3 separate regions of the Homo sapiens genome follow, and regions 1 and 3 are each linked to region 2. A link is a loop called in an ENCODE intact Hi-C map of the cell type or tissue named here. Cell type or tissue: PC-9. All regions are shown on one strand.

Region 1 (8,000 bases), 260 kb before region 2:
AGGAAATGTGGATGCCAGTGGGTGGGGGCATTAAGGGAAGGGGGCCACAGAGCTCGGAGGGCTCAGGGCAGGAGTGAGCAGAAGGCTTTGGAGGGCGTGAGGAGTTAGATGGGTACAGGCCCCTGGGGAGGTGTGGGGGCACTGATGGAGATCATGGTGCACTGAGGGAATGTGGGGTACAGGCCACTGGGTGGGCCTGAGGCATGGGGGCCAGGCCCTGCGCTGAGCCTTGTGTCAGGACAGTCACCCAGATGCCCTCCATGCCCCAGGGGTGGTGCAGAGCATCAAGGACCACATCACAAAGCCCACGGCCATGGCCCGAGGCCGCGTGGCCCACCTCATCGAGTGGAAGGGCTGGAGTGCCCAGCCGGCAGGCTGGGAGCTGTCCCCAGCTGAGGACGAGCATTACTGCTGCCTCCCGGATGAGCTGCGTGAGGCCCGCTTTGCTGCAGGTCAGCGAGGAGGGGGACTGGCCAGGGCTCTGTGGGGGTGAAGCTGGGTCCTTGGGGGCCCAGATCACTGCATGGGCATTGTCTGGGCAGGAAAAAATAATGGCATAGGGTGGGTGAGTATTAAGTGAGCACTCTTGACCACTGGGGTGTGGATTGGCAGCCCAGAGAGGTGGCCACCCTCCCGCCTGTCCTGGAGCAGCTCCATCAGGCACTGAGGCCGTCCCCACCCATGCCCCCCTGAGCTGGATCTCGCTGTTCCCCCAGGGGTCGCCGAGCAGTTTGCCATCACAGAGGCCACACTGAGCGCTTGGTCCTCGCTGGACGAAGAGGAGCTGCACCCCGAGAACAGCCCCCAAGGCATCGTCCAGCTCCAAGGTACAGCCCAGAGGGTCCAGGGGGCGGGGGTGGGCAGAGTGGAGCTGATTCTGGATGGCTGCCCATCACCAAAGGCAGTGTGACCTCGGCCAAGCCCCTTCCTTTTCTCAGCCTAAGTTTCTTCATCTGCAAAATGGGGCAGTGATCCTTGCCTTGCCCATTGCCCGGCAGTGCCAGGAGCAGGAAGGAGAGAGTGAGCACAGTGGGGGCGGGAATCGAGCGCTTACCACACCGAGGGCTGTGCACGAGGCACCTCACAGAATCCTCACAGCAGCCCTAGGGAGTGGGTCTTGTTGTCCCCATTTTACAAATAAGGAAACAGAGGCACTCAGACGTTCAGAAACTTACTCCAAATGACAGCTAGAAGCGTCAGAGCCGGATCTGAAACTTAGCACCAGGCACGAGCAACCACCTTTCTAGAAGCCCAGGTTACTACTGAGGGCTTCAAGGAGCCTTGGCCCTGGGGGAAGCCTGCACTTAGTCCTCCTGCCCCAAGAGGGACGGGGAGGGGACAGAGGCCCAGAGGAGCACTGGTTGTCCCAGTTCTCAGAGAGCACAGGCTGGCTCCAAGCCCACTCTTAACTCCTCCGTTTACTGCCTGGAGGAGAAAGCTGGGGCTCAGAGTTTTGGTGACTTGACCAAGGTCACAAGGCTCGGCCGTCACATAGCTGGATTTGGAGGCAGGTCTTCTGCCCCTTGCCCTTTCTCACACCCCCAGAGAGGGCGAGGAGCTGGATCTGGGACGCCATTCCCCCATCACCCCCTTGCTTTTCCAGATCTGGAGAGCATCTACCTTCAGGACAGCCTTCCCAGCGGCCCCTCACAGGATGACAGCCTTCAGGCCTTCTCCTCGCCCAGCCCCTCCCCTGACAGCTGTCCCTCACCTGAGGAGCCCCCCAGCACCGCTGGCATCCCGCAGCCCCCCAGCCCAGAGCTGCAGCATCGGCGGCGGCTGCCCGGGGCCCAAGGACCCGAGGGTGGGACCCACCCCCCGGGCTCCCTCCCCTCCATGGACAGCGGCTCCCTCTGGGAGGAGGACGAGGTGTTCTATAACTGAGGTGGGGGCTGTGCTGGTCCAGCACCTGCTCTCACCATGACCTCGCCTGGTGGGCAGCCCAGGCATATCTGGACCCCGGGGTCCAGGGCAGGGCATCCCTTGACCCCTCGGGTAGGCACAGGGTAGGTGCGGCAGGGATGGGGCCAGTGCTCATGGTGGCCTCTCTGTGCCTCGGTGGACCTGCCCCAGCAGTGGGAGCCATAACCCCCTCCCCCTTCATTACTTCACTCAGGTGGGCACCTTCCCCTGCAGGGTGTCTGCCCTCAGGGAACTCACGGACTCTCAGAGACACCAGGGCAGCCTGGCCCAGAGGAGCAACAGCCAGGCCCCCAGGAGGACAGCCATGGAGAGAACTGAGACCCACTTACAGTGGGGTCTGGGAACCCTGCCTGTACCTGGGGTTCAGTCCCTCCCAACTCCCTCCTTGTGTCTGCCCCCCAGCAAAGGTGGGGTGACCACTTCTGGTAGCTAAGCACCTGCTCCCCGGCTCTCTTCACCCAGGACATCTGTCTCTCTGGAGTGTCTGTCTGTCTGTCCCTCCCTCTCTGAACCTGCTTCCTCCGTGTCCCCTGCTCCTCACCCCTGGGAGCCCACTCCCCCTCCTTGCGGCTCCCTCCCATCTCACTCAAGGTTCTCTGAGGACATTAAAGTGGTGGATTCACCCTGGATGACCTTGGCCTGGTCTCTGCTGGGGAAGATGTGACCTTGGGCCCCTGGACAGAGTCCGGAGGGAGTCAGGGAAGGTCCCTACTGCCAATGCTCACACAGCTGGTCAACCTGCTCCCACCCAGCCAGAGAGGGCCCATGGAGGATGCCTAAGGCTCTGTGGACTCCCCAAGGAGCCACACTTGGGTCCTGGCTTTATGAGCTGTGGCCCAGCCAAGCAGGAGACTAGGGCTTGAGCAACACAGGGTCCTGCTTATCCATGAGGACAAGCATCATAGACCTGGTGGGAGACCCTCTCTCCCTGGCATCTCCCTGCCAAGAAATGGAGCATGAGGAGGAGCCCAGGGGCCCGAGCCTGCAGTGCCCACGTGACCACGGGAAACTCACTCTGGGCCAGCGCAGGTAAGGAGCTCCAGTCCCAGACCAGCAACCTTGCAGCTGAGATGAGGGATGGACACCAGCTCTGGGAACCAGCTTTATTTTTCTCAGGAGCCTCTCACTGGGAACCAGACAACCCCAGAAGGCATCTGTGCCTGCCCTTGGTGACAGTGTACTCCAATCTCATCATTCATTAATGTGATGGCCAGTCACTGAGCAACTGGCAGATACTGGTTTTCCATCTTCTCACACTCAGCTCTGCCCAAGGTGGGATTTTTGTCTTTCAAGGCAGGAGCCATCGTCCCACCCAGGATGAGCCATCCTCTTCTGGGCTAGGTTAAAGTTGCCTGTTATGCCAAAGAATGGAGCTGGGCTGGAGGGAGGGGCAGGTGGTGATGGGGGAAGAGAAGCAGGGTCTCAGCCCAACCTCAGTACCAGGTCAGCTGGGGTGCCCTGTTTCATCTTGCTGGGCCGGCTCACTTTGGGGCTGGCGGATTTGTCAGGTTGGAAATTGCTTTCTTCATCTAGAACAGAGAAAGGGGGTGGAGGTGCGGGGGGATGTAGAGGAGGTTGTGAGGGGGGCTCCAGCATTTTTGGTTCCCCTAAGGGTGGTTTCTGGGTAAATAGTAGAGCCTGTGCCACCCCATTGCACAGATGGGATCACTGAGGCCGAGAGGGGCAGGCTGGCCACTGGCCAGAAAACAAGGTAGGGGAGCCAGGCCCAGTGGCCAATCTGGGCCAAGAAGAGGGACTCATCAGTATCCTCTGAATCCCCCCAGGTTTGGATGGGAGCATGCTGGTGTCCCCCCCACCCCACCTCCCCACCTCCCCAGTCTTCTCAGGCATAGGTTCCCTGCTTTGCTCTGCCCCCGGGACCCTGGTACCTCCACCCAGGACACGCAGCCCACAGCTCTGCCCCGCGACGTCACAAAGAGGGAATGAAGGTTCAACAGCTCAAAGAGGTTGTGTGCCTGGATGGGGGATGTTAGGAAACACTGGAGGGTAGAAGGTGCCCAGCCCACCCTCTAGCCCACTCCACCACGCCTCTGAGCCAGGAAGAGGGGCGGGGCCTGATGTGTGTGGGAGACAAGAGACCCAGGCCTGCAATGTCCAATGTGGCCACTGGGGGATGCCAGAGTCCATGCAAGGGTCTGGGCGGGGCCGCAGGTAAACAGGACCTAATATCCAGCACCCTCCAGCAGCACAGAGGGGGCGGGGCCATCTCCAGGTCCCCTGTCAGCCTCTGCCCCTCCCCAACCCGTGTGCCAGGCTCTGTCCTGAGTGGTTAAGTCGTTTGTCCAAGATCACACAGGGAGAATGCGGTGGACCTGAAATTGAAGCGCACGTGTGCCTTGGTGCAACTCCACTGTCTTTCTCCACCCAGAGATTTACATTTGCCACTCTCCCACTTCCCTCATCTCTCTGCATCATCCCCACAACCCTGGCAGTGAGGGGCAACAGGGCAGGAGCTTCTTTGCCCAGTCTGCTGATGAGGACACTGGCCCAGGAGGAGCAGGAAGCAGCATAAGACGGGCAGGGCGGGGTTGGGAGGGGAGGCTGGAGCGTGAGCTCCTCATCAGCTCTTCCCCCACCCAGAGGCCTCATGTGTCACACTCCCCAGTTCTCCCCGTTACCTCATGCAGGGAAGTCTCTGGGGACAGCTTCAGGGTCACTGGTTCTGTGGGGCAGCCTGCAGCCAAGATGTCCTGGAGACACTGCTGGGGGTGGGGAAGGGTTACAGGTGCAGGGCTGGCCTCCCCAGGATGCCTCTCTCTGACCACCTCTCCCTCAGGATATCAGCGGGCCCCTCTCCTCCCATTCCTGCTGACCCACCCCCGCCCCATCCCCATGCCCCTCAGGAGTACCCACCTGGTGTCCAGGAGCCCAGGAAGGAGGCTCAGCCTTCAGGGCCTGCACCAGCTGGGCCCTTCGCACTATGCCCACCAGGATCTGGGACTCTGGCAAGTGGAGAGACAGCCAGAGGGAGGCACATTAGGAGGAAACAGGGACTCACATTTACTTAGCACCTACTTAGCCAAGAACTGTTCTGGTGTTCCTATGGGGCTATTGTGACTATTGTCACCCATTATAAAGGACAGGAAACTTTGGCTCAGAGGCACAGAGAGGCTAATTGTCTTGCCCAAGGTCATTCAGGTGTGGTAGCTGAGGATGGCTGAGTGAGGCTGCCAGGGAGCCAGGAGGGACCCTGGCCACCACTGAGATCCCCCACATTGCAAGGCCTCAAGACAGGAGCAAGCTAGGGACGCCAGCACGATGAAGTCTGTGTGTCAGGGCTGGGCTTTCTCCTTCATTTCCCAAGAGGCTTCACATTTGGCGCAGCACAGTGAAGGTGTGAACCCAGGAGGACACTGTGTTCTGAGGTCCTACTGTGTGCTGGGGCCTTGGCAACTTCACTCTGGCCCTGGGGCATCAATGGCATTGTCGGATATTTAGTTTTGAGGGCCCAGCTTGGTGTTTTTGCTTTCTGTTGAGTGGAATAAAAACTTGACACCTAGACATATAAATGTCCCCCTTCCCTTTTAAATGAACACTGAAGGCTATTTCTTGGGTGAGCAGTGGGGTCCCACAGCCTGGGCCTGTGTTGGTTGGAGCACTTTGCTGTGGCTCTGAGGGTAAAAGAGGACTTTGTCTTTGTCTTTGAGGCTAGTTCTTTCTTTGATCCAGGAAGTGAAGGCTCTTGGTGGGGTCATCCGAATGCAAACATTTTCAGATGAGATATTTGGCATATTCCACAGCATAATGCTAACGGTCTTCCAGTTAGTGGGGGAAAGAAGGGCCTAGCATTTGGAGTGAGAACGTCTGGCAATCCTATACTCTCTTGATCCCTACTTTCAAGATGATGAAAATGCAGTACATAGAGCTTAAGTGGTATACTCACAGTTCTTTAGCTCATAAATGGCCTTATCCCTCTTGGGGTGGGCATAGGGGTGACCCATATGGTTGTACAGGTTGCTCACTGCACAAGGTGCCTGCCCAAAGTGCAAGTGGAGACCAAAATCCAGCTGTGGTGTGCTTGCCAGGTGTGCAGCTTGTCTCACTTGCACAGGGGGACACATGGGCTGACAGCAGCCTTGAGTGAGCAGGGTTACCCCCCAACCCCGCCTTATCTTCTAAATGCAGATACTGGACTTGTACCCACAGGAAATGACGCTCTAGTTAAGGTTTCTGCAAGAAGTGAGTTCCATGCCTTTTAACAAGAGCCACCATGCTTTTGTCTCTAAAGAGATGTTTTCCTTGTGGCAACAAGGATTTGGAGGAGGGGACTCATCTGGGGAATGCTTAAAGGGAGGCCTGAAGGGAAGCTTCCGGAAGACCCTGGTGGTGTCCCCATGCTCCTACCCCAGCAGCTGCCCAGGGACTGCCTTACAAGCACCCGGCCGACTCTCTTTAGACATGTCAACCACCCCAAGGGAGGGTGGCCATGATTTCCATTTTACTGATGAGGAAACTGAGGCTCAGGTGATGTGACTTGCCCAAGGTCACACGGTTGGTTGCTAAGTCACAGAGCCTGGATGCAGATCCTGTCTGCCTGACAGGTTCAAGAAGGAGGCAGAGGGCATCCCCTACCCCCGACTTCCTCCTCCCTTCCGGCTGGGCACCTGTGCTCTCCACCAGGGGATACTTGGCCACGTCTGTGGAGGTCACAACCTTGACCACCTCCTCCAGTGGCATGTCCTTGGCCAGTGTGGTGATGCTGTGGTTCATGAAGTGCTCCACCCTCACGCGGTGGGAACTGCAGGCAGAGGGGCTCCCATCAGGCCCCACAGTCAGGGATGTGAGACCCAGGCTGGCAGGGGGATCTGTGGGGAGCTTTGCTTGAACCGGGGACCCACGGCTCTGGAGTGTGGGCAGGGCCGGAGAGGTTCCTGGAATGAGGGACTCCTAGAACCCACGGTGAGAGGAAACCTGGGGACCACATCGCCGATGACCCAGTTGCGAATTCCCAGCCCCCTGGACCCCCGTGTCCCCCAGACCAGCTCCACTTTAGCCTGTTTTACCCAGCAGCCTTCCCTGGAGGATTTAATTTGAGTAAAAAGTATATGCGGCTGGGCACGGTGGCTCACGCCTGTAATCCCAGCACTTTGGGAGGCCAAGCCAGGTGGATCACTTGATGCCAGGAATTCAAGACTAGCCTGGCTGACGTGGTGAAACCCCGTCTCCACTAAAATTACAAAAATAATCTGGGCATGGTGGCACATGCCTGGTCTGAGCTACTTGGGAGGCTGAGGCAGAAGAATTGCTTGAACCTGGGAGGTTGAGGTTGCAGTGACTGAGATTGTGCCACTGCACTCCAGCCTGTGAAACAGAGTGAGATTCCATCTCAAAAAAAAAAAAGTATATGCCTCCCCCAGGGAAAAAAACTTGAAAGTCTGGAAACCACTGGGGTAAGCAGCCCCATTTTCCAGATAGGGAAACGGGTTCAGAGCAAGGCAGCAGCTTGCTTGTGTTTTCAGCGGGGCCTCAGACCCAGGGACTCTCAGAGCCTCTTTGGTCTGCTTTTCTGGTGCCAGAAGCTGCTCTGGTCCTATCTGGTTGAGTGAAGACCTCAAAGCCCATTTCCATTCTCGTTCCACCTCCTGCTCCCAAAGTCCCAGCAAGGACAGCAGGAGTGGGGAGAGGGGAGGAGACCTCTCGGATCTGGTGCTGACTCTCTGTGTCACCTGGAGCAAGACACGGCACCTCTCTGAGCCCCGGTTTCCTCAATCTGTACACGGGGCAATACTCATCCTCCTGCTGTGAAGCCCAGCTGACCCCTAGACAGACACTGAGGCCTCAAGGCCAAGGACTTGCCCAAGGTCACCCGGGGCACTGGGGAGAGTGGAGAACAGAGCACAGCTGTGTGTCAGCCCCCATGTCCGAGGTCAGCTACGGTGGCGTTTCTTTTTCGAGGTGCCCTTCACCCCAGCCCTTCCCAAACACTGTGACCCCCTTCAGTCAGCCTGAGGTGGGCACCACTCACCCGATGTTGCGGCCCAGAATCCGTGGCAGGTATGGCAGCTTCTTGACAATGACGGTGCCATCATAGAAGGAGGGCTGGCAGCTCTGTGCAA
Region 2 (8,000 bases):
CATTCCTTTACGTGTATGATCAAGGTAATAATTCTCTTTGTTTTGTAGGTGAGGAAAAAAGCAATTCAGTGGCCAAGGGATTGCCCTGTCTCATCTAGGAGGCTAAGGCAGTGGAATAAAGGGTTTAGGACTTGGCTAAATATAGAGCTGGAATCTATGTGGTGTGACCTTGAGCCTTCGTCTCCCTGTGTGAACGATGGGATCATAGATCATTCCTTCCTTCCAGGCAGCAGTGGGAACTAAATGAGATAATACATATGGGCATATGCATGCCCACGAAATGGTAGCTGCTGCTGTTGTTATTACTGTCAGTATCCTCATCAAGGAGTCTCGATCCCAGGCAGGCTGCCTAACTCCTGAAACCTAGCTTCCTGTTCAGCGTAGTCAATCATCCCACCTCTCCAGCCTCACCCCAGACAAGACAGACAAGAGCTCAGGAAATAAATGTCAGTTTTTGACACCCTTCCTCACCCTCAAAACTTAAAGACATTGTGTCTCAAGGTCAAATAGCTGGCTAGGAGCTTAACCAGAGAGAGAGTCTAGTTTTTTTTTTGTTTTTTGTTTTTTGTTTTTTTTTGTAGAGATGGGGTCTCACTCTATTGCCCAGGCTGAAATAGAACTCCTGGGCTCAAGTGATCCTCCTGCCTCGGCTCCCAAATTGCTGGGATTATAGACATGAGCCACTTCACCCAGCCCGAGAATCTAGGTCTTGCTAAGACCTTATCCCATCCACTGGGCAGAACCCCTCCCTCCTGTCTTCCTCCTCCCCTCCCCTCCCTTCCCATTCAGAGACCACTCTGGGGAACAGAGGCCACCGGCCAGCTGCTCTTAATTCCACCTCATGGGATGCCCTGCAAGGGACCCCACCACCTCCTCTGGCCTAAAGGAGCTGTCATAAACACCTGATGAAGGAAGCGTTGCAAGGTCATTTTCATTTTCAAAAGAAGGTAAAATCATGACTCCCACACAGATAGAAAATGAATAGGTATTAGCCATTTTATTTAACTCATAAGGGAGCCAGGTGATGTTATAACCAGCTCAAAAGGGCAGCTAAGGGCCGGGCACAGTGGCTCACGCCTGTAATCCCAGCACTTTGGGAGGCCGAGGCAGGTGGATTGCCTGAGGTCAGGAGTTCAAGACCAGTCTGGCCAACATGGTGAAACCCCGTCTCTACTAAAAATACAAAAATTAGCTGGGCATCATGGCATATGCCTGTAATCCCAGCTACTTGGGAGGCTGAGGCAGGAGAATCGCTTAAACCCAGGAGGCGGAGCTTGCAGTGAGCTGAGATCATGCCACTGTGCTCTGCTCCAGTCTGGGTGACAGAGCGAGACTCTGTCTCAAAAAAAAAAGGGGGGACAGCTAAGAACAGTCACATTCATAGGTCAGGAATATTGAAATGAATGTGCAAATGAAAACTGGTTTTTCAACAAGAAAGCGAGGGAGAACCTCTACTAGACAGGGCAATATATCATTTACCTATAATTTACAGAGCTGTAAAGTCGCTCAAAGACAATAAAAGGCTAGAATCTGATAACCAGGAAGGGTGTGCTGGGTGTAGATAGTGCATTATTTTCCACTGAATCACATACATTTTTTTCTGCAGAAGGAAGGTTATGAGCAGGGTACACTCCAGAGTCTCTCTAATCTGATGCTCACTCTCTGAGAATTAGTATGAGTCATACAGGATACAAGGACCTTTCTGGATGGATTGGGAAAATTATATGTCACTTACAAGCAAGAGGCCTGCAGTCTAAACTCCCCCTCTTAAGATGCAGGTCTTGGCCTGGCGTGGTGGATCACACATGTAATTCTAGCACTTTGGGAGGCCAAAGCAGGAGGATCACTTGAGCTCAGAAGTTCAAGAGCAGCCTGGGCAACATAGAGAGACCTCATCTCTAAAAAAAAAAAAAAAAAAAAAAAAGATGCAGGTCTTAGCTGGGCACGGTGGCTCACTCCTGTAATCCCAGCACTTGGGAGGCCGAGGCAGGAGGATTGCTTGAGGCCAAGAGTTCCAAATCAGCCTAAGCAGCATGGTAAAACCCCATCTTTACAAAAAATTTAAAAAATTAGTCAGGTGTGGTGGTGCATGCTTGGGGTCCCAGCTACTTGGGAGGCTGAGGTAGGAGGACTGCTTGAGCCCAGGACATCATCAAAGCTGCAGTGAGCTGTATTTGCACCACTGTACTCCAGCCTGGGCAACAGAGTGAGACTGTGTCTCAAAAAAAAAAAAGATGCAGAGATGCAGAGCTCCAGACATTAAAGGTTTTTTCAGTTGGACATTGGCACCTGTGTTACACGATGGGTTCTGAAACATTCTAGAATATGGATTTCTGAAGTGGGTCTGTAGTGGAGGACTATAGAATTTTCACTGGACCTGCTTTGATCCTGTCTCTGCTGTGCGGCCTTGTGCAGTTATACCAGCTCTCTGATGTGCAGCTTCCTCCTCTTTGGCAATGTCAAAATTGCTACTTCATAGATTATTTTGTTACATAAACTGTACATTAAAGTGAGGAGAACATTTTTTGGAAAATGTTCTCAGTCCCTGCAATTCTTCCTCATCAGCTCAGCCTCCTCCCCTCTCCCCATCCCCCCATTCAATTCCCGGTTCCCACCATTTGTCTCTCTAGCAGGGTAGGGAGGGGCTTGGGTTGCCCTGGAGGGGCTGGCCTGTGGCCTGTGCTGGGTGAAGTTCACACCTGGGTGTGCCCTCGGGAAAGGGGCCTCTGGGGACAGGGTGACCATCAGAAAGGCTCAGGGCTCCCAGTGCACCATGCTGTCCTTTGTCCCAGCTCTGATTCTGTGCTTACTGTGCCCAGGTTCCCAGGTATGGAATTGCAGGGTAGCAGCATGGGGACTTCCAGGTGGGCCCCTCCTAGCAGGTGGGGGTTTGAGCCAATGAAGAATTCAGTCTGCTGACACAGGTCTCCCTCCAAAAGGGCGTGTCTCTAGGACAGAGGCAGCAATTCCACAGCCATATCACTCACTTTCTAGTTTTTTGTTTTGTTTTGTTTTGGAGAGAGGGTCTCGCTCTGTGGCCCAGGCTGGAGGGCAGTGGCGTGGTGCGATCTCAGCTTACTTCAACCTCTGCATCCCAGGCTCAGGTGAATCTCCCAACTCAGTTTCCCAAGTAGCTGGGACCACAGGTGCTCACCACCACGCCCGCCTAATTTTTCTTTTTTTCTTTTTTTTTTTTTTTGAGACGGAGTTTCGCTCTCGTTGCCCAGGCTGGAGTGCAATGGCGTGATCTCGGCTCACCACAACCTCCGCCTCCCAGGTTCAAGCAATTCTCCTGCCTCAGCCTCCCGAGTAGCTGGGATTACAGGCATGCACCATCACGCCCAGCTAATTTTGTATTTTTATAGTAGAGACGGGGTTTCTCCATGTTGAGGCTGGTCATGAACTCCTGACATCAGGTGATCCACCCGCCTCGGCCTCCCAAAGTGCTGGGATTACAGGCATGAGCCACTGCGCCTGGCCCTGCCTAATTTTTCTATTTTTAGTAGAGATGGAGTTTCTCCACATTGCCCAGGCTGGACACTCTTTCTTTTTCTTTTTTTTCCACCAGTTGTCAAGTGATCCTTTATTGAAATATTTTCCTTTCTGCTTCTTAACTGGCTGGGCATTCCACAGCACCACTGTTGATGTCATCTATGATGTCATGAGGGTAGCGGCCATCAACATTACAGCCCACAGACTGGGCAGTCCCCAGGATCTCTTTAATGGTTCCAGAGAGTTCCCTGGCTAAAGATCGGTGCCACGTGTGTCAAGCAATGTTGACGATCTCATCAAAAGTGATATTCCCACTGTGTTTAATGTTTTTCTGTTTCTTTCTGTCTCTTAGTGGTTCCCTGAGGGCTTTGATGATCAGGGCAGAGGCAGAAGGCACCACCTCAATCTGGGCCTGTCTGTTCTGAATGGTCAGTTTCACTGTAATCCTCAGGCCCTTCCGGTAACCCGTTGCCTTGGCAATGTTATCACCAACCTTTTTTGGAGACAGACCCAGGGGGCCGATCTTGGGGGCCAGCGCAGAAGCAGCGACTTCACCTCCAGTGCACCTCAGGTATACAACTTTGATCTCTCTGGGGTCAAACTTCACGGCATGGTGGAGGTGGCTGGTGTGGGATGAACCCGGATTCGGGACAACCGAAGAAAGTTGCACCTTGGTCTCCTTCTCTTTTTTTTTTTTTTTTTTTTTTTTTTTTTTTTTTTTTTTGAGACAGAGTCTTTCTCTGAGAGAGAGTCTAGCTCTATCGCCCAGGCTGGAGTGCAGTGGCATGATCTTGGCTCACTGCAACCTCCGCCTTCCGGGTTCAAGCGATTCTCCTGTCTCAGTCTCCTGAATAGCTGGGACTACAGGCACACGCCACCATGCCCGGCTAATTTTTGTATTTTTAGTAGAGACGAGGGTCTCACCATATTGGTCAGGCTGATCTCGAACTCCTGACCTCAGGTGATCCACCGGCCTCTGCCTCCCAAAGTGCTGGGATTACAGGCGTGAGCCACCGTGCCTGGCCCAGGCTGGACACTTTCTAGTTTTGCAATCTGTTCTCTCCTCTCAGCCTCACTGCCACCCTGCGTGGTGCGTGGGCCGGAATGACCCTTCCCCTCTTGCAGTTTGGAGAAGTTGAGGACCCGTGTGAACCCTGAAATCATTCATGCCCGGGCTCCCCGTTCGCCAGCCCATGCTGCCCTCTAGTGGTTGTGTGCGCACCTGCCTTTAGGGAGTCCAGGACAGCCGGGACAACCAGCTCATCTGCAGACAGCAGTGGCCAGCCTTCCCAGGCTGCGCAGGGGACCCTAGGCAGGGACCGTCCCCCTCAGGACCCTTCCAGCACTGCATGCCTTCACCAGCTCCTCTTCCTGTCTCGCAGCATCTGGTTTAGATGCATAGATAGATGTATTATATACGTATATTTTAATTGTGCTAAAATACATGTAAAATTTACCATCGCAACTAACTGTACGGTTTCATGGCATTAAGTACCTTCACACTGTTGGGCAACCATCACCACCATACATCTCCAGAACTATTTTTTTTTTTAAGACAAAGTCTTACTGTGTCACCCAGGCTGGAAGCGCAGTGGTGCAATCTTGGCTCACGACAACCTCTGCCTCCTGTGTTCAAGTGATTCTCCCACGTCAGCCTCCCAAGTAGCTGGAACTACAGGTGCCCGCCACTCCACCTGGCTAATATTTTATTTTATTTTATTTTTGAGACAGACTCTCTCTCTGTCGCCCAGGCTGGAGTGCAGTGGCGCGATCTCGGCTCACTGCAAGCTCCGCCTCCTGGGTTCAGACCATTCTCCTGCGTCAGCCTCCCGAGTAGCTGGGACTACAGGCGCCTGCCACCACACCCGGCTAATTTTTTGTATTTTTAGTGGAGACAGGGTTTCACCCTATTAGCCAGGATGGTCTCAATCTCCTGACCTCGTGATCCGCCCGCCTCGGCTTCCCAAAGAGCTGGGATTACAGGCGTGAGCCACCGCGCCCGGCCCCTACCTGGCTAATTTTTGTATTTTTAGAGAGACAAGGTTTCACCATGTTGGCCAGGCTGGTCTCGAACTCTGGCCAGCTTTTTTTTTTTTTTTTTTTTGACAGGGTCTCACTCTGTCACCCAGGCTGGAGTGCGACTTCGACCTCCCAGGCTCAGATGACCCTCTTACCTTAACCCCTAGAGTAGCTGGAACTACAAGCGCATGCCACCATGCCTGGCTAATTTTTTGTAGAGACAGGGTTTTGCCATGTTGCCCAGGCTGGTCTTGAATTCCTGGGCCCCAGCGATTCGCCTGCCTTGACCTCCCAAAGTGCTGGGGTTACAGGCGTGAGCCACTGCGCCCAGCCTCCAGAACGCTATTCTCCTTCCCAAACTGAAACTCTGCCCCCATTAAACACTAAGCTCCTCATTCCTATTTCCCCCCAGTTCCTGGAAACCTCTGTTCTACATTGTCTTTATGAATCTGACTAGATACTCATATAAGTGGAATCATACAGTGTCTGTCCTTTTGTGTCTGCCTATTTCACTGAGCACAATGTTGTCAAGGTGTATTCACATTGTGGCATGTGTCAGAATGCCATCCTTTTTTTTTGTTTGTTTTTTTGAGATGGAGTCTCACTTTGTTGCCCAGGCTGGAGTGCAGTGGCACGATCTCAGCTCATCACAACCTCTGCCTCCTGGGTTCAAATGATTCTTCTTCCTCAGCCTCCCCAGTAGTTGGGACTACAGGTGTGTGCCACTATGCCTGGCTAATTTTTGTATTTTTAGTAGAGACGGGGTTTTACCATGTTGGCCAGGCTGATCTTGAACTCCTGATCTCGTGATCCGCCTGCCTCAGCCTCCCAAAGTGCTGGGATTACAGGTGTGAGCCACCACGTGTGGCCTTTTTTTTTTTTTTTTTAGACGGAGATCTCGCTCTGTCACCCAGGCTGGAGTGTAATGGCACGATCTCGGCTCACTGCAACCTCCGCCTCCTGGGTTCAAGCGATTCTCCTGCCACAGCCTCCTGAGTAGCTGGGATTACAGGCGTGCACTACCACAGCTGGCTAATGGCTAATTTTTGTATTTTTAGTACAGATGGGATTTCACCATTTTGGCCAGGCTGGTCTCGAACTCCTGACCTCAAGTGATCCACCTGCCTCAGCCTCCCAAAGTGCTGGGATTACAGATGTGAGCCACCGCACCCAGGCTGCCATCCTTTTTAAGGTTGAAGAATCTTCCATTGTCTGGAGAGACCACATCTTGTCATCCGTTCTTCTGTTCATGGACACTTGGTTCCTTCCCCCTTTTGGCTATTGTGAGTAATGCTGATATGAACATGGGTGCACAAATATCTCTTTGAATCTAGAGAATATATTTTATCTTTGCCAGTAAGTGTACCCAAAGGGAAGGGAAATCATCTTTGCCTGGGGTGTTCTGATTGTGCCTACATGTGGCAGGCGCCCTCCAAGTGAGAGCAGAGAAAAGGATGAAAAGAGGAATGAAAAGAAGAATGAAGGTTGGTTGGGAGGGTTGGGGTGGGGGAGGTGAATACACACTATTGAGTGCTCCCTAGAAGCATCCCCTTATGGAATGGAATGATTTTTACATGGGCAGCCCGAAAAGCAGAGGCATCTCCTAGAATTTCATCCAGGTAACACCCCTCCAAATACACTCAAACAGAAGCATGCTAGGACATGAGGAATTACAACAAGGCTATATATACACACACACACACACACACACACACACACACACATATGCATATATATACACATATACATACATATATACATATATGGACATGTATATACACACATATACATATATATACGCACACACACATATATATGGTTTTTTTGTTGTTTGTTTATATGGTTTTTTTGTTGTTTTGTTTTGTTTTTTGAGACGGAGTTTTGCTCTTGTTGCCCAGGCTGGAGTGCAATGCCGTGATCTCGGCTAACCACAACCTCCGCCTCCCAGGTTCAAGCGATTCTCCTGCCTCAGCCTCCCGAGTAGCTGGGATTACAGGCATGCGCCACCACACCTGGCTAATTTTGTATTTTTTGTAGAGACAGGGTTTCTCCACATTGGTCAGGCTGGTCTCAAACTCCCAACCTCAGATGATCCGCCCTCCTTGGCCTTCCAAAGTGCTGGGTATATAGGCATGAGCCACCACGTCTGGCCTAAGAAGGTTAAAGTCAAAAGCAACACCACTCAGCAGCTGTCCTGAACACGCATCTCAGGGCCACCCACACAAATGAGAATGTCTCCTGCAGCTGCTGCTGCGTCGCCCCCAATCACAGCTGTAGATATAAAGGGATCGAGTCACTGAACCATACAATCACCCCGCTTTCTGACAGCACACATCCAGAGCAAACCCACACTTCCTTAAATCTTTCTCCAAATCCGATACCAGCACTAACACTGCTTTTGGAGATGCCCTGGCTTCCCCGTGCTGTGTGGCCTCCCTTGCCACAGCAAGCATAATAAACCCAAATTTGTTGACTGCAGGCGTGTTCCT
Region 3 (8,000 bases), 200 kb before region 2:
ACCTCTCTCTTCTCCATCCCTTCCTTCTTCCTTCTTCACCTGTGTATTGAGCACATACTCTGTGCTGGACGCCCTCTAGACGCATGGCCAGGGTTGTCCTCATTGATGAGGCAAGATCTGAGCAAGGTTTGTAGGAGGTGATGGGTCAGCCAAGCAGATATCTGGGCAGGGAGCATTCCGGGCAGTGGGAATGGCTTGTGCAAAGGCCCTGAGGCAGGAGCATGATTGATATGCTTCAGGCCCAGAGGGGAGGTCTGCATCTGACCTGGTGTGAGCAGGGAAGAGCGGCAGGCAGCTCAGGAAGAGAAGTCCCAGGTTCAATGACCTGAGGGCATTGCAAGGCTTTAGTTCTCACTCAGAGGAGCTGGGGAGCCATTGTGCAGTGCAAGAGCCAAACTGAATGGGTTCCAATTTCAGCTCAGCTAGCAGGGAGCTATGTGACTGCACCAGGGCTGAGCCAACCCACCTGTGCATGAGTGACAGCACCTCACGGGTTCCAGAGCTCGCATGTCCATGGTCCAGCTTAGTGCGTGGCACGCCAAGAATACTTGAGAAATGGCAGCTAAGGACTGTCGCCTCAGGAGGGTCTCTTCTCATTTCCAAAGCTGTCTTCTGCTTGATGAAATGCACACAGACACTGGGCAAGTATGTGTTGAGCTTCTAATCTCTCCCAGACACCGGAGACTCAGCCATAGACTGGCCGAGTTCCCTGCCCTTGTGCTGCACTCCCCTTGAGGAGACAGATGATGGGGACATGTAAGGAGCTAAGACATCCTGAGCTGGGAAGGAGGGAAGCAGGGGCTAAGGGATGGAGGCAGCTGGTGGGGGCAGGTGGGGGTGGCAGGGATGCCTGGAGCCTGGGACTGGGGCCGGACTCTGCACTGCTCTGCTTGAGGACCTAGCTGGGCTCTGACTCATGAGGGCAGACAGTGGCCAGGGTGAGGCTGGCGCAGTGCAGCCCCTTCCCCACTGCTGAAGACGCTGCCTTTGTGGGGTGGTAGCACAGGCTTTGGGGAGTTGAGAGCCATCCTCATCCTAGAGGTGGTTGTTTCTGGAAGCAAAAATCCAGGGTTTATGCTCCTGGGACAGGGGAACCTTGGGGCCTCGCGTCCTCCCCATAACCTTCGCATTGGGCAGCAAAGGCATCTTCCTGTTGAGTCTGAGGGAGAGAGAAGTGGTGTCACTCGCGGTGTCAGCTTTCATCTCACAGTGGCCCTGTGAGGTAAGGACCATGATCAACCCAGTTTACAGATGAGGACACTGAGGCTCAGAGAAGTTACATGGTTTGTCCAAAGTGACACACTAAGTGGCTGAATGGGATTGAATCCAGGTCTCTCTGAGACAGCCCAAGCTGTTGATGGAACCCTCTGGCTCACGGATGAGCAGGTAAAGTGAACAAACACTTTAGAATGCTTATCTGGGGGTGGGGGTGCAGGGAATTGAGCCTTCTATGGGGCCCGGAAGATTTACAGTTGTCCCTCGGTGTGTGTAGGGGAATCAGTTTCACCACCTTCCACAAATACCAAAATCCACAGATGTTCAAGTCCTGATATAAAATGGTGCAGTATTTGCATATAGCCTAAGTACATCTTCCCGTAGACTTTAAATCATCTCTAGATTACTTATGCAATCACATGTCAGATAATGATATTTCAGTCCATGCCAGAATGCACATAGGATGGTGGTCCCATAAGATTATAATGGAACTGCCCTATACAGGTGCACCATCTCTAAAAATTGATATCTCAAAAGAGATGGGGTCTTTTTATATTGCCCAGACTAGTCTAGAAGTCCTGGGCTCAAGTGATCCTCCCAGCATGGCCTCCCAAAGTGCTGGGATTGTAGGTATGAACCACCATACTTGGCCAGGTGTACCATTTTTTATCATTTATACTGTATTTTTATGATCCTTTTCTGTGTTTAAATACACAAATAGCCACCATTGTTTTTGTTTGTTTGCTTGTTTGTTTGAGACAGAGTTTCACTCTTGTTGCCCAGGTTGGAGTGCAATGATGCGATCTCAGCTCACTGCAATCTCCGCCTCCCAGGTTCAAGCGATTCTCCTGCCTCAGCCTCCTGAGTATTTGGGATTACAGGTGCCCGTCACCATGCCCAGCAGATATCTGGGCAGCCATTTTTTGTATTTTTAGTAGAGACGGGGTTTCACCGCGTTGGCCAGGCTGGTCTCAATCTCTTAACCTCAGGTGATCCAGCCGCCTCGGCCTCCCAAAGTGCTGGGATTACAGGCATGAGCCACCATGCCCGGCCCACAAATAGCCGCCATTATGTTACCATTGCCTATAGTACTTAGTACAGTAACATGTTGCAGAGGTTTGGAACCCAGCAGCAACCAGCTCTACTATTCAGCCCAGGTGTGTGTTTGGCTGTAGCCTCTGGAGGAAGCTAAGGAGAAGTGACCTAAAGGCAGAGGGTGAGTCTGAGGTGGGATCCCAGGACAGGTACAAGAAGTTAGGCAAAAGAGGATGAAATCTGAAAAAATTTCACTATGTTAATATAATTACTGCGTTAATAACTTTAGATAATAGTTAACATTATTATTTAGTTAACAGGATTGCACCCAAGATAAATTAATTTTTTTAAAGAGATAAATTCTCATTCTGTCACCTAGGCTGGAGTGCAGTGGTGCGATCATAGCTCACTGCTTCCTGGAACTCTTGGGCTCGAGCAATCCTCCTGCCTCAGCCTCCTGATTAGGTGGGACTATAGGCACACGCCATCATGCCTGGCTATTTTTTTTTACTTTTCTCTAGAGGCAAGGCCTACCTGTGTTGCGCAGGCTGGTCTCAAACTCCTGGGCTCAAGTGAACCTGCCTCAACCTCTCAAATTGCTGGGATTACAGGTGTGAGCCACTACAGCCAGCCCACATTTCTTAGTTTGGACAAATGTGCCATGGTAATGCAAAATGTCATTACTAGGGGCAGCTGGGTATAAGGTGTAGAGTACACTACAGTGTCTTTTCAATTTTTCTGTGTATCTAGAATCATTTCAAAAGTAAACATTTATTTTAAAACGTGAAAGTGTTTATCCTTCCATGAGTGTAAAGTACAAAAGACAGGCTCATGGTGTCAACGGAAGTCAGGACACTGGTTGTGGGGCCGGGGGCGCTGGAGGGGCTGGCCATGGTTGGCTTTGTGATCTGGGGGCTGGTGTGTTCCATCTGTGAATGTCTTTCGAGCTGCACACTTACCAGGGATGTAAGTCATGTCTTAATACATTTTCTTAAGTTTAACACCAAATAAAATGAGAATGAAAAGCTTGTTTGGGTTGTGGGGATTCGGTTGTTTATCCAGTCATGAGCCCTGGCCTAGATGCTTCTAGAAGCCTGGAGGGAACTGAGAACATTCCAAGTAGAGGTGGCAGAGCCAAGGCCCTGAGGTGGGAACACACTGCTGCATGTCTCTAGCTGTGAATGGGGTCCCCTAGTCGGAAGCAGTGCTGTGTGCCCTGCAGGGCCAGCAGGTCCATGTCCACATTATGGGTCAGTGCAGTGAAAGCCAATCTCAGCCCCCTCCGCAGTGTGACCAGCCTGCCAGCAGGTGGCCAGCTGGTCCATCCCAGGGACTGGGTGCAAGTCTCTTGTCAATAGAGAGGGCGCTCAGCCATGGTGTCAGCCTAGTGAGCCTTGGTAAGGGCCCGTGCAGGATGCTGAACCTCTTCCGTCCCCATGACCGTCTCAAGACCACTTGCTCGGTGGGCGCATCCAGCAGGCGTGGTGGCCGGGAAAGAAGCAGGCTGCATCCATAGGGCGTGCCATTTTGCTCGACTCAGGACCCAGAGCATCCTCCGTAGTAATTCTCTTCGGTGGGAGCACTGGGAACTTGAGCCACAGATACCTTCCAAGTCTGAGCTGCTGAGGCGAGGGCTGCAGGGCGCCCTGCTGTCAGGAAAGCCTGCACCAGCAGCTGGAAGGCACGTGGTGGGGGCGCCTGCTGTGGCTCCAGCAGTGGCTGCGAGGCTTCGGGATCTCACCCAGCTTCTGCGAGGTGAATTGTGACAGTGCAGAGCTCCGCAGTGCCAGGGTCCCCTGCATGGTCATGCTCACTGCAGCTGGGAGCCCACCACACCCCTGGTGCCCCTCACTTCCCAGGGCTGGGGTCTAGTCCAGACCCCTCTTGGCTTGGGAATTGTGCCTTGGGAGGGGGACACTGTCCCACAGGTTGGGACAGAGGCCCCAGGCATGCTGCTGGCTGGCCGGGGCTGCGGGGATGCCATGCTCACCTTTCTCTCTCGTGGCCTTGATGGGACTGGCTTCCCCATTGAACGGGATTTTCCGAGGTGTCTGGGGCTGTGGTGCAGCTTGCGGGGTGCCACCCTGACCCCTTCCAGACTTGCCAGTCACTGACCACCGAGCGGGCCAGACACAGGTGCCACGCTGCAGTCGGGGTATCTCCCGACCTCCCTTTTAGTCCTGATGGGCCTGGGCAGGGCCTGGTTTCGGGGTCCCCATGGGCTTCCTGGGCTAGGCTGTCCCATGGTCCTGGGGCTGTCCAGGACACATTTGGAAGGGACTTGGACCCAGCAGCTCTGTTCAAAATCATAACGGGGGGCAACGAGGGCCCCCCACATCCAGGTTCATAGGGATGGAGCCGTGGCATGGAGTTCCACTGGAGGAACCTCCAGGAAACCTGAGGTTCCCCCTGAGCCAGGGCCAGGCTGGGCACACCCTCAGTCCCCGGTGCCCCCAGAGAATGGCCTGCTGCCCTAGGTTCCATGGAAGCCCCCTCGTGCCACTGGGCCTTGGCCTCACAGATAGTCCCATCAGGACAGGGTATGAAAGGACGAGGCACCCATGGAGGGGAAGCTGACCAAACGGGCCACCCATGGCGGGGAAGCTGGCCAAATGGGCCACTGGAACCGAGTTGTTGGGCCAGGAGGGGCCTGCCTGTCCCCCTGCCAGAGGGTCTTCCTGCCAGGTGAAGCCAGCCCAGGCCTGGGTGCCAAGGACCCTTGCTCAGGTTTGGCTGAAAGAAACAGACGTGGTCAGCATCTCCAGTGAGCCCACGCAGTCCTTTCTTGGCCGGGCTCCACCTGCCTGGGTCTCTGGAGTCCTCAGGGTCTCTGTGTAGCCCCTGTGGTCTGACACTGAGGACACACCTGCAGGCTGCTGATCGCAGACGGAGGGGTCTGTGCCTCCTGTGGTGGGAAGCTGTCGGGGTGCAGCAGGTGGCTCCTGGGACTGCCCTCCCCCAGAGTTCAGGCTGGCTGGGGGCTTCCTGCCCCATGCCGTCATCCCAGGACTGTTGAGCCTGGGATACAGCCTCCAGTCAGAACTCAGGTGGGAGGGGCCTTGGCTGTCACCCAGTCCCCTCGCCACCTCACATGGAGACCTGTTTCCACGGTGGGTGAGAGAGCCCAGATACAGAGCCCCCTCTGCCCTCCTGGGCTGCCCAGTCCATGCCAGGACTGACCGTTCCCACACCTGGCTGAACTCTTGGCTCTGGCTCTGGGCCAGGGGTCCCCCCTGTGCCCACCCACTAAACGCCCTGGTCGGGGATCAGGGACATAGATTCCCTTGTCTCTCTGGCTCAAGGCTTGTTGTCCTGGCACCCTTGGAGGGGTGTTCAGGAGTGAGGAGCCTCTGCTGCTCTCTGAGGCTGTCAGTGCTCGCAGGGAGGGGTGGGGAGTCCCATAGATGGATCTGGTTCCTCCAATGACCCTGAGGGCCCTTTGAAGGGGAGAGTGGGACATGGTGGAAAGTGGGAGGGGGCTTGTTGGAGAGTCTTGCGCACATCCCCCTCCTGCTTGCACAGCACGTCCGGTACACACAAACTGACCACCTGCCCTGAGGACCTGGGGGCCTATTGTACTTTCTTAGAGTCCGGAGGAAGAGGAGGAAGAAAAGGCGAAGAGGAAGGCCCAAGTAGTAGTGTTGGAGGTCCTGGGCACTCCCCAACTACTGACTGCCCCAGGGGGTGACTCGGGAGGGTACCTGGTGCTGCAGGCCACCTGGGGGTGGCAGGTCCCCAGGCTTCCTTGTTTCCTCATAGAGGCCCAAGGGTGTCTGAGAACTGCATCATCATCCAGGGCCCAGGTATGGGAAAACTGGTCCTGAAAACATGCCCACGGCCACACCTGGATATCTTCACGAGGTGCTCTAGGGACAGGGTAGGCATCAGGCTAGGAGTGTTCCCTGGGAGGGGTCAGAGCCCATACCCCGTTACTACCTCAGCATCTCCCACTGGGGAGTGCCGGATCCCTTTGTGGCCACCCCAGGGGTCCAGATGTGCACAGGAGGCTGTGGCTAGGGGGCAGCCTGAGCAGGGAAGTGCTCACCACACTCCTGACTTTCATCTGGGTCATGTAGGGGATGGGCTCCCACAGGAGGGGGTATGTCACTGTTCCCTGCCCAGCCTACCCAGCCAGACCTCCCTCTGGGCCAGAGAAGAGGATCATGGGGACAGTGTGAGGAAGCTGCCACCGGGCCAGTCAGGGTCTGACCCCTGTGCTCCCCAGTCCCCATTGGGCACACGTGGACTTACTCCTCTGAACCTTAAAGGCAGTGCGTGCCATTGGCGTCAACACCTGTTCCCCTTCTAGCAAATACACGTCCCAAAGGCTCAGGGTGAGCCCGAGAGAGATCTGTGGGGACAGCAGGTGTGGGAGGACCTGGCCCTTCCAGGCTGGGGGCTGGTGGCTCGAGCCGGGCCCACTGGGGCTTCAGTCCCCCAGTCACTGACCCTTCCCATGAGGGTCATCAGACCCCTTCAGGAGGCTGGGTCAGACAAGGTCTTGCAGCTCCTCATGGGGGAGCACTCATTTCAGTGGGGATGTGGCTTCTGGAGAGAGGGGCTTCCCCAGGACTTGAGGCTTCCTTGAGCCCTCCCAAGTGGGTCCTGGCCCAGTCTGCCCATGAGGCTGGGCCTGAGTCCCAGCCTCTGCCGTGGGATGACCCCTCTTGGGCAGAGGGCTTTGCTTGTGTGTCCTGCAGATATCTGCCTGTGCCTCCTATGTGCTGGGGGTGAACCGGACCCCTGGGCGAAGAGCAGGGCCCTGTAGGGCAAGGAGGGTCCCTGAGCCAGGGTCTCCCTGTGCCTCCTTACCCCATTGATCAAGCTCCAAAGCAACCAACCTAATGAGGAACCCTGAATGCATAGCCCTTCCTTGTCCTGATGGGAGGAACAGAGGTGCTCAGGTCCCTCTGGGCTGCCCTAAAAACCTCCCTCTTCCAGGGCCCTCTGAAGACCCTTCCCCAAGTGCAGAACACTGGGCGGTGTCCAGGGCTCCTTACACCTTCCCCTCCCTGCACTCCTGGTGGACACACTGTCCTTAGCCCTGCTCTGTGGGAACTGGCCCCAGTCCCTGTGCCTCTGTCTCCTCCAGGGCAGGAAAGGAAACCCAACTCCAAATCCATGGAGAACCCCACGTCCCAGGTCAGGCCCTGGCTAGAACTCACCCTCTCACCAGCCCCATGAGGGTCTGGCAGCCCCTGGCTCCTCCGGCCCCACAGGATGCAGGGCCACTGGGGAAGAGCTGGGGGGACCATAAACTCACTGCGTGCCTCATGGTCTTGGGGTATGGCCTGGGTGCCACATGCTCCTGGTGGTCTTGGAGGCCCTGGACCCTTGCGCTATTTGGGCTGTGGAATCCTGAGAAGCCCCCAGCCCATCATGAAATCAGCCTGCTCCCAAGATGTGGGACCATCAGCTGGAAGAGCTGGACAGCTGCAGAGGCCCCTGAACCCTGAGGTCTCCCACCCTCTCATCTGGGGACCCCACCATGCGGCCTTGGCCCTGGGGAGGAGGGGTGGGAATATCCCCTGGAGCCTGGCTGGAGGTGCTCCTGGAGGCCTCCTGGGCCAGGGTGCTGGGAGGGCAAGCCTGACTTTGAGGCCACGACAGAGGGCGGGTGCTGGGCTTCATGGTGGTCTCCTAGAAGTGGGGTCGGGCCAGGGGACACGGGATGGGGAGATGTTGCCATCAGGGCTTTTTCGGCCCATCTGTGGGTACCAAGGGCAGCTGGAGGGCAGGACCCTCAGGGA

The links. Hi-C counts contacts between places; a loop is a spot of excess contacts. Peaks named below come from ENCODE experiments on the same cell type or tissue, not always from the same donor. Only the 100,000 strongest peaks of a DNase experiment are listed, where the experiment ranks them.
Region 1: a loop joins it to region 2, with 22 times the contacts of the local background. A loop is called at or near these places in 50 of 110 quality-filtered maps.
Region 3: a loop joins it to region 2, with 16 times the contacts of the local background. A loop is called at or near these places in 70 of 110 quality-filtered maps.

The regions. Positions count from the first base shown.
Region 1 is chr1:16,052,321-16,060,320 of GRCh38, reverse strand. CLCNKB (chloride voltage-gated channel Kb) reads right to left here. Exons shown (of 20, transcript NM_000085.5): 15 at 7,910-8,000; 16 at 6,549-6,682; 17 at 4,798-4,886; 18 at 4,563-4,646; 19 at 3,813-3,899; 20 at 3,013-3,452. The coding sequence ends at 3,405. FAM131C (family with sequence similarity 131 member C) reads left to right here. Exons shown (of 7, transcript NM_182623.3): 5 at 270-452; 6 at 717-827; 7 at 1,604-2,552. The coding sequence ends at 1,884. Among named protein-coding and RNA genes, the nearest start is that of CLCNKB, 13 kb to the right of the region's middle. In PC-9, CTCF peaks have their summits at 3,853 and 4,057; DNase peaks (open chromatin) are centred at 4,080 and 4,490; H3K27ac peaks cover 1,868 bases.
Region 2 is chr1:15,788,900-15,796,899 of GRCh38, reverse strand. It overlaps the pseudogene RPL12P14. Among named protein-coding and RNA genes, the nearest start is that of UQCRHL, 15 kb to the left of the region's middle. RefSeq lists an enhancer at 4,623-5,123. In PC-9, CTCF peaks have their summits at 4,472 and 4,676 (motif pointing left); a DNase peak (open chromatin) is centred at 1,519; H3K4me3 peaks cover 384 bases; H3K27ac peaks cover 4,367 bases.
Region 3 is chr1:15,990,279-15,998,278 of GRCh38, reverse strand. It overlaps the pseudogene TBC1D3P6. Among named protein-coding and RNA genes, the nearest start is that of SRARP, 10 kb to the left of the region's middle. RefSeq lists a silencer at 3,487-3,636 and an enhancer at 3,543-4,383. In PC-9, CTCF peaks have their summits at 3,405 and 3,608; no DNase peak of the experiment used is centred here.